Linked DNA regions of Homo sapiens: region 2 is linked to region 1. Evidence: chromatin contacts called from ENCODE Hi-C or POLR2A ChIA-PET data. All regions are on one chromosome and are shown on one strand. The core of a region is the stretch at or near the end of the contact, and the rest is flanking DNA. Distances in the headings are between cores, read along the strand shown.

Region 1 (3,188 bases), core at 75-2,574:
TATACAAAATTACACAGGAAACATATGCGTTCATTTAATTAGCAAGTGTATATAAAAACATCATAGACAAAGCAAAAGTCTCTCTTGACACTCTCCATCTTGACCTGTTCACCGCCCCAGACCAGGTGAGGAAATTTGAAGCTATGCTATCTGCAAGTCACTGGCGCAGTCGGAATAAAAGTTGGTCGTGGTGGGGGCGGGGGGGGGGTGGTCATCTGGGTCGGGACTGAGTCGAGGCAGGTGGGACTGAGTGGTAGGGACCTGGGGGGACATCTGGGTCGGGTCTGAGTCCAGACAGGCCACCTGCCTTGGGCCTCTAACATTTCCGCGCAGCGCTGGGCTTTGAGGCTTTCCAGAGCGCTGCCGGGGCGGGGGCGGGGTGAGGTGAGGGGCTCACCCTGGCTCTCCCACCCCTGCCTACGGGCTGTGAGGTCACTCGATTCATTTCTGGAACTAACTTGTAATTCTCAAACAAGTGCTATTAATTCTCTTCCAACTAGGAACGGCCTCAGTAACGCGCCGCTGAGTCAGTTTTCAGGGCGGGCGGTTTCCCCAAGTCCACTCCTGAGGCCCCTCAAGAGCACCCACCGCGTCCAGCTTCCCAGGGCGCTCCTTCCCAGGAGACCTTCTTTTCGCCACTGTTTTCTCCCCTCTTCCCACTTCTCCGAGGGCTGCCCCGCGGTCTGTCCGGCCGTGTCCCAGGCCTTGGCGCGGCTGAGGCATGACCGGAATGCGCGGGAGGACGCGGGGCACGGAGGGGACCTGAGGCACGGAGGGAACCCGGGGCGGGCCGGACTGGCCTGGGCCCTCGTCGGGGCGGTGCTCGACCCGGCCCGCGCCCCCCGCCCCGACACTCGCAGCCCCGCCTCCGGACCCCGGGTAGTTGCCATCCCCTCGCGGGCCGGGTGGGGCGCGCAGCTCCTAGCCCTGGGAGGTCCCGAGGATCGCGAAACGGAAAGAGAAAAAAGTCTGCGCCGAGCGCCTGGCAAGCAGGGCCCGCCCCGCCTCCCTTCCCGGCTGGTCCAGTCACCGACCTGCGGCTCCGGGGCCGCGAGGGAGGAGGCGCGGGGGGCGCGAGGCGGGGGCGAGCGCTTGGGACTCGGCCCGGCTCCCGGCTCCGGGGGTTCTCGTGGCCGCGGCAGCGCGGTCTCTGCGGAGGCGGCGGGGGCGCGGCCAGCCGGACCTCTTCCTTTCCAGAGCGGCCCGCGGCGCCCGTTCCGCGGGAGGCGGGCGGGAGGCGGACGCGGCCTAACCTCGACGTCGACTACCGCGCCGCCCGCGATGGGAAGCGCCTTATAAAGCCGCGCCCGGCCGGCCCGAGCCACTCGCCGCCGCGCCGCCCCGCTGCCCCGAACGCGGGCCATACGCAGCCTCCTTGGAGTGACGGGCCGACCCCGGACGACCCCGGCCACGGACAGACCCGGGACGACCCCGGCCGGGGCGCGCCTCCTGCGGGCGGGCGGGCGGCGGGGCTGGGGAGCCCTTGGCGGGGGCATGCGTGCGACATGGCCTCGGCGGTGTTTGAGGGCACGTCGCTCGTGAACATGTTCGTGCGCGGCTGCTGGGTGAACGGCATCCGCAGGCTCATCGTCAGCCGGCGCGGCGACGAAGAGGAGTTCTTCGAGATCCGCACGGAGTGGTCGGACCGCAGCGTGCTCTACCTGCACCGCAGCCTGGCGGACCTGGGCCGCCTGTGGCAGCGCCTGCGCGACGCCTTTCCCGAGGACCGGTCCGAACTGGCGCAGGGGCCGCTGCGGCAAGGTGCGGGGCCGGGGACGCGGGAGGGGCGCGGGGCCGAGGCAGCCTTGAAGTGCACGAAGGAGGCGGGGAAGAGACTTCAACCGAGATTGCGACTTCTCCTTTCTGCCCGCCCTGGACAGGGGACACTTGGACCCCGCGCCCGCAGACGAGGGGTGCCCGGGCGGCGGGGTTAGGGGGACGGGGAGCCAGCCTGCCCAGCCTGGGGGCGCCCCCGGCGGAGGAGCCAAATGGGGCGGGAAAGGGGCCGAGGCCGGCAGGGCGGGCGCCGGACTCTCCCTGAGGACGAGTCACTTCCGAGGAGGGCGGGGGCGCCCGGGGCTGAGCGGCTCACAGGGTCGGCCCGGCCCTAGCCCCCTGCCCGGTACCTCCCGAGGGCCGGCGGGCGGGCGCACTGGGAAAGCGTCTGGGAGCAGTTAACTGCAGGGTCCGAGCCGGGGGTCGCGTCGGGTCTGGCCGCCGCCCCGAGTTCTCCCCGCGGAGGGCGCGCCCCTGGTCTTCGAGCGCGAGGTGCCACGCAGCCCTTCCGTCCCTCCTCGGAGCGGCCGCCCCGCCCGCGGCTGCCGCGGACAGCCAGGGCCCCCCCGCACCCCCGCCAGGGCTGGTCCCCATTCGCGTTTGATCAGCTGCGCCGCCTCCTCCCCGGCCTCGTGACCGTCCTGGCTCGCGGGAATTCTTGTTTTCAGAAACCGCGGTGGCTTCCCTTTTCCTACCGCTCTGCCCGATCTTTCTTTTGGAGGCCAGGCTGAGGGGGTGGAAGCCGGGAGGACGCAAGAGAGAGGGACTGGAATTGAGACGGGAAGAATTGCGGGGTGGAGGGGGCAGGCCGAGGAGAGGGGCCGCCTGGGAGGGCCGGGAGGGGAGAAGGGGCGGGAAGACTGGAGGACTTCCGAGCAGGTCCCACCCCCCTCCATGGGTGACCACCTGTAGCTCGGAACATTGGGACAGTGGCCCAGCAGCCTTCTTTTCTGCAGTCCTCCTCTAAGCAGAGACCTCCTGAAAGCTTGGGGCCAAGTTACTGAAGCAGAAGGTGGCCCGTCCAAGTCTCCCCAGCCTCCTATCTGGCTGCGTTCTTGAGATAACCTGTGCTTTCCCCTGGCGATGGCCCCAACCCCAGTGTGAGAATTACGTGGATAATTAGCTTAGTTCTCATGACACATCTTTTGGAAGGGCTCCCACAGCCAGCGAGTTGGGGCCCTGAGCGAGAAGGCCCGCCTTTCAGGCCTCCCTCTGCTCCCCAGAGCCTCACATTTATAGCTGTTCTCCAGACAGTTGGGTGTTATTTCAAGCATGGAAGCAGTTTTCCTTGGATTTGCTGTTTGTTATGATATTTTAAATTTAACAAATCAATGCCCAAATCAGGAAAGCATCGTGAAGGAACAGCGGTTTATTCAATGACCTTTCCTGGAACGAGGCTTAAATACACTGGA
Region 2 (3,169 bases), core at 383-2,882, 1.5 Mb after region 1:
CTTCTAGGGCAGGTGTTTGGTGGTGTGACAGGAAATTGACTGGTGTCAACTTCCAGTGTTTGTGTGATAGGAGGTCTCAAAACTACAGGATAAATGTGTCATATCTCCCATAAGTATCAGTTTTGCTCAGTGATTTTTTTTTTTTTTTTTTGAGATGGAGTTTTGCTCTTCTTGCCCAGGCTGGAACGCAATGGCAAGATCTCGGCTCACTGCAACCTCCTCCTCCCGGGTTCAAGCGATTCTTCTGCCTCAGCCTCCAGAGTAGCTGGGATTACAGGTGCCCACCACCACGCCTGGCTAATTTTTTGTATTTTTAGTAGAGACGGGTTTTCACCGTGTTGGCCAGGCTGGTCTTGAACTCCTGACCTCAGGTGATCCACCTGCCGCAGCTTCCCAAAGTGCTGGGATTACAGGCGTGAGCCACTGCGCCCGGCTTGCTCAGTGATTTTTTTAAGGAAAATGTTAAATAATTGGCTCATGCATTAATTTAAAGCGTATTTACATGAAAATGAGTATAGTTTTAGCATATTCCCGTATATTTCACAGACATTTCTAGCTTATAGCATGTTCCTCTCAATGGAAGTGTTCCCTCTCCTCAGCTTCAGGGTCTCTTCATCACTCAGAGGCACCATCAGATGTTTGTTGAGCCATTCTCCTCATAGAACGCAGAGGAGAGGCCAGGTGTGAAACCAGACCAGTCTATCTATAGCTAAGAAATATTCCTAACGGACCTCGAGGAGCGCGAGAGGGAGGTTTTAAATGTAATCCTGAGCTTTTCTGATTTTGGGGTTCCAGGTCTGCTATACATACTCTTGCACGTTATATTGGGCACAGCCCTAGTAACTCTGTGATTTGAAATGATGATCTGAAGTTATCGATTAGGGAGAGGAATGTGGACAGAGAAGCAGAGCAACGGAGACCGGGAAGTTTCCGTCTGTGTCCTGGATTGCAGCCAACTGCTTAGGCACACACACCTGCTGCCCTCCCGGCTCTGAGTCACCTCCTCTCCTCTCCCTGTCCAACGAGCAGCTGCCAAATGGCAGCCAAATCCAACAGATGTAAGCCGGGACCCCACCTGTGTTTGAATTACTTTCTTTGAAATCTGCCACGTCCAGGTTTATTGACCCGGGCAGTCTTTTCAACATTTCCTTATGCCGCATACGGGTGGGGCTAGGGACTTTCTTGTGCACTGGCAGTCCTCAGAAGAGAAAACTTTGAATTCAGCTATTTGGAACCTCGTTACTGGTTCCGAGCCTCAGGAAAGGCCAGAAGAGCGAGAGCCAGCCTAGTTAGTCACTCCCACATCTGTGACCCCCGTTTACGGGCCTTGTACGCTACTGCCCTTCAGGTACCATAAACCGGGCTTCTCAAAGGGCACTGCAACAGGTTTCCAGGAATTATTTATCAAAGTCCATGACCCCGGCCCTGTGACCCCTGGGTTTGAAAATTCAGACCTTCAGCCTAACGGAGAGGTCGGCTCAGCGTTCCTCCCAGCATCCTCGGGCGATATTAGGGTCCTGGGAGATTCGGGAGGCCACTGCGTCCAGGCCCCCCACGGCCAGCCAGGCGAGAGGCGGGACGCGAAGCCGCGGCCTCCTTCCTCTTCCCTGAGGCGGTGGCGGCGGCAGGCCCCGCCCCTCCCGCGCGGTGGCCGTCGGCGGAGGGGCGGGGCCTGCTACAGCGTCGCCGGCTGACGCGAATGACGCTGCGCCAGTCAGGCCGCAGCCCCGCTGCTTGGCCCGTCGGGCCCGCCTTGGCCGGCTCGGCCCGCCCCCGGCCCTCCCTGCACGGCCTCCCGTGCGCCCCTGTCAGACTGTGGCGGCCGGTCGCGCGGTGCGCTCTCCCTCCCTGCCCGCAGCCTGGAGAGGCGCTTCGTGCTGCACACCCCCGCGTTCCTGCCGGCACCGCGCCTGCCCTCTGCCGCGCTCCGCCCTGCCGCCGACCGCACGCCCGCCGCGGGACATGGCACACGCACCGGCACGCTGCCCCAGCGCCCGGGGCTCCGGGGACGGCGAGATGGGCAAGCCCAGGAACGTGGCGCTCATCACCGGTATCACAGGCCAGGTGAGTGCGGGGGCGGGGGCGCGCCGGCCGAGGCAGCCTGGGCACGCGTGCTCTCCCTACGCGCCGCTACTCGTGGGCTGCGGTCTCTCCAGGAACAGCCCTCTCGGCGTCCCGGAAGGGGTCTGCTGCCGGGAGGTGGGACGGAAGGTACGGTGCAGTTAGTGTGTTGCGTGTGGGGTGTGCGGGATACATCGAGCGCCTCTGGTCTTTCTCTGGGGGCTGTGAGCGTGTGTGCCGCGCGGGATGTCGCGCTCACACCCGGGCAGGACCGCCCGCTCTCACCTGCCCCTCAGGTGACCGCAGCGTCTCTTCCTCCAAGCCCATGTCGTGCTTCGCAGCTCCTAGTGCCGGAAAGGGAAAAGAACCGGTGATCAATGAACTTGCGGGTGAGGTCTTCTTGATGTGTCTCGGCTCAAGGGGCGCTTACCTGCTAACGTTTGGGAAGCAAGAAAAAGGGTGCTTTGCTGGTTTCGTCCCCTATCACCGGATTTCCAGATAGAAAAGAGAACATGAAAGAAAGTAATGCTGTGGAGTCACCTACTAGGACATGTTTAGGAAAAAGAACTTAAAAAACTTTTTAAAATCACGCCAACTTCTGAGATTCAGGTTGACACATTTGGAAGTGTATCCGAGGCACACTGGTCCAAAAGTGCGGCTAGTTCCATTTTCAAAGGAATAAGTTCGTCGAGTAAGGTAATCAAGAGGAGGTCTTCGGAATGTCTCAGGCTAAGCATGGCTGGTTTGTGAGGGTCGCCTCTTAGAGGTGTTGCAGTAGGTGGGATCCGACCGCTGTGTCTTACCAAGCTGTGCTGTTTTAGATTCAGTGGTCATGAAGTAATCGTGCCCACATATTGCTGTAGAAAGAATGTGATGTGTGTGCTCCTGGGTATCTCTGGGTGGTGGCCAATATAACACTGAGATAAAGGTGATAATGGCTAATACATATTGTGTCTATCATGTTCCAGTCGCTTGCCTAACATTAACTCATTTAGTTCTCATAACAAACTCTTTGAGGAGGTACTTTTATTATCTCTATATATGTGGAAACTGAGGCATGGGAGTTTGATTTGCCTGAGGTTAAACCGCTGGGAAGTGTCCAGTTGGT

Evidence for each region. A loop is a pair of places that touch in the nucleus more often than their neighbours do. ChIA-PET counts read pairs that join two places held with the same protein, here RNA polymerase II (POLR2A). Pooled maps may share reads with other maps.
Region 2: a loop to region 1 is called in a pooled map, with 4 times the contacts of the local background. The contact joins the promoter of GMDS-DT here to the promoter of PXDC1 in region 1. A Hi-C loop is called at or near these places in 4 of 50 pooled maps. POLR2A ChIA-PET finds 5 or more read pairs at or near these places in 2 of 52 experiments (OCI-LY7 and activated T-cell).

The regions. Positions count from the first base shown.
Region 1 is chr6:3,749,849-3,753,036 of GRCh38, reverse strand. It overlaps PXDC1 (PX domain containing 1), which reads left to right and starts at 1,324. Exons shown (of 5, transcript NM_183373.4): 1 at 1,324-1,761. The coding sequence starts at 1,506. RefSeq lists silencers at 811-980, 1,031-1,270, 2,021-2,100.
Region 2 is chr6:2,244,216-2,247,384 of GRCh38, reverse strand. GMDS-DT (GMDS divergent transcript) reads right to left here and starts at 1,632. Exons shown (of 7, transcript NR_046229.1): 1 at 1,455-1,632. GMDS (GDP-mannose 4,6-dehydratase) reads left to right here and starts at 1,780. Exons shown (of 11, transcript NM_001500.4): 1 at 1,780-2,064. The coding sequence starts at 1,963. RefSeq lists a silencer at 1,508-2,137 and an enhancer at 1,638-2,138.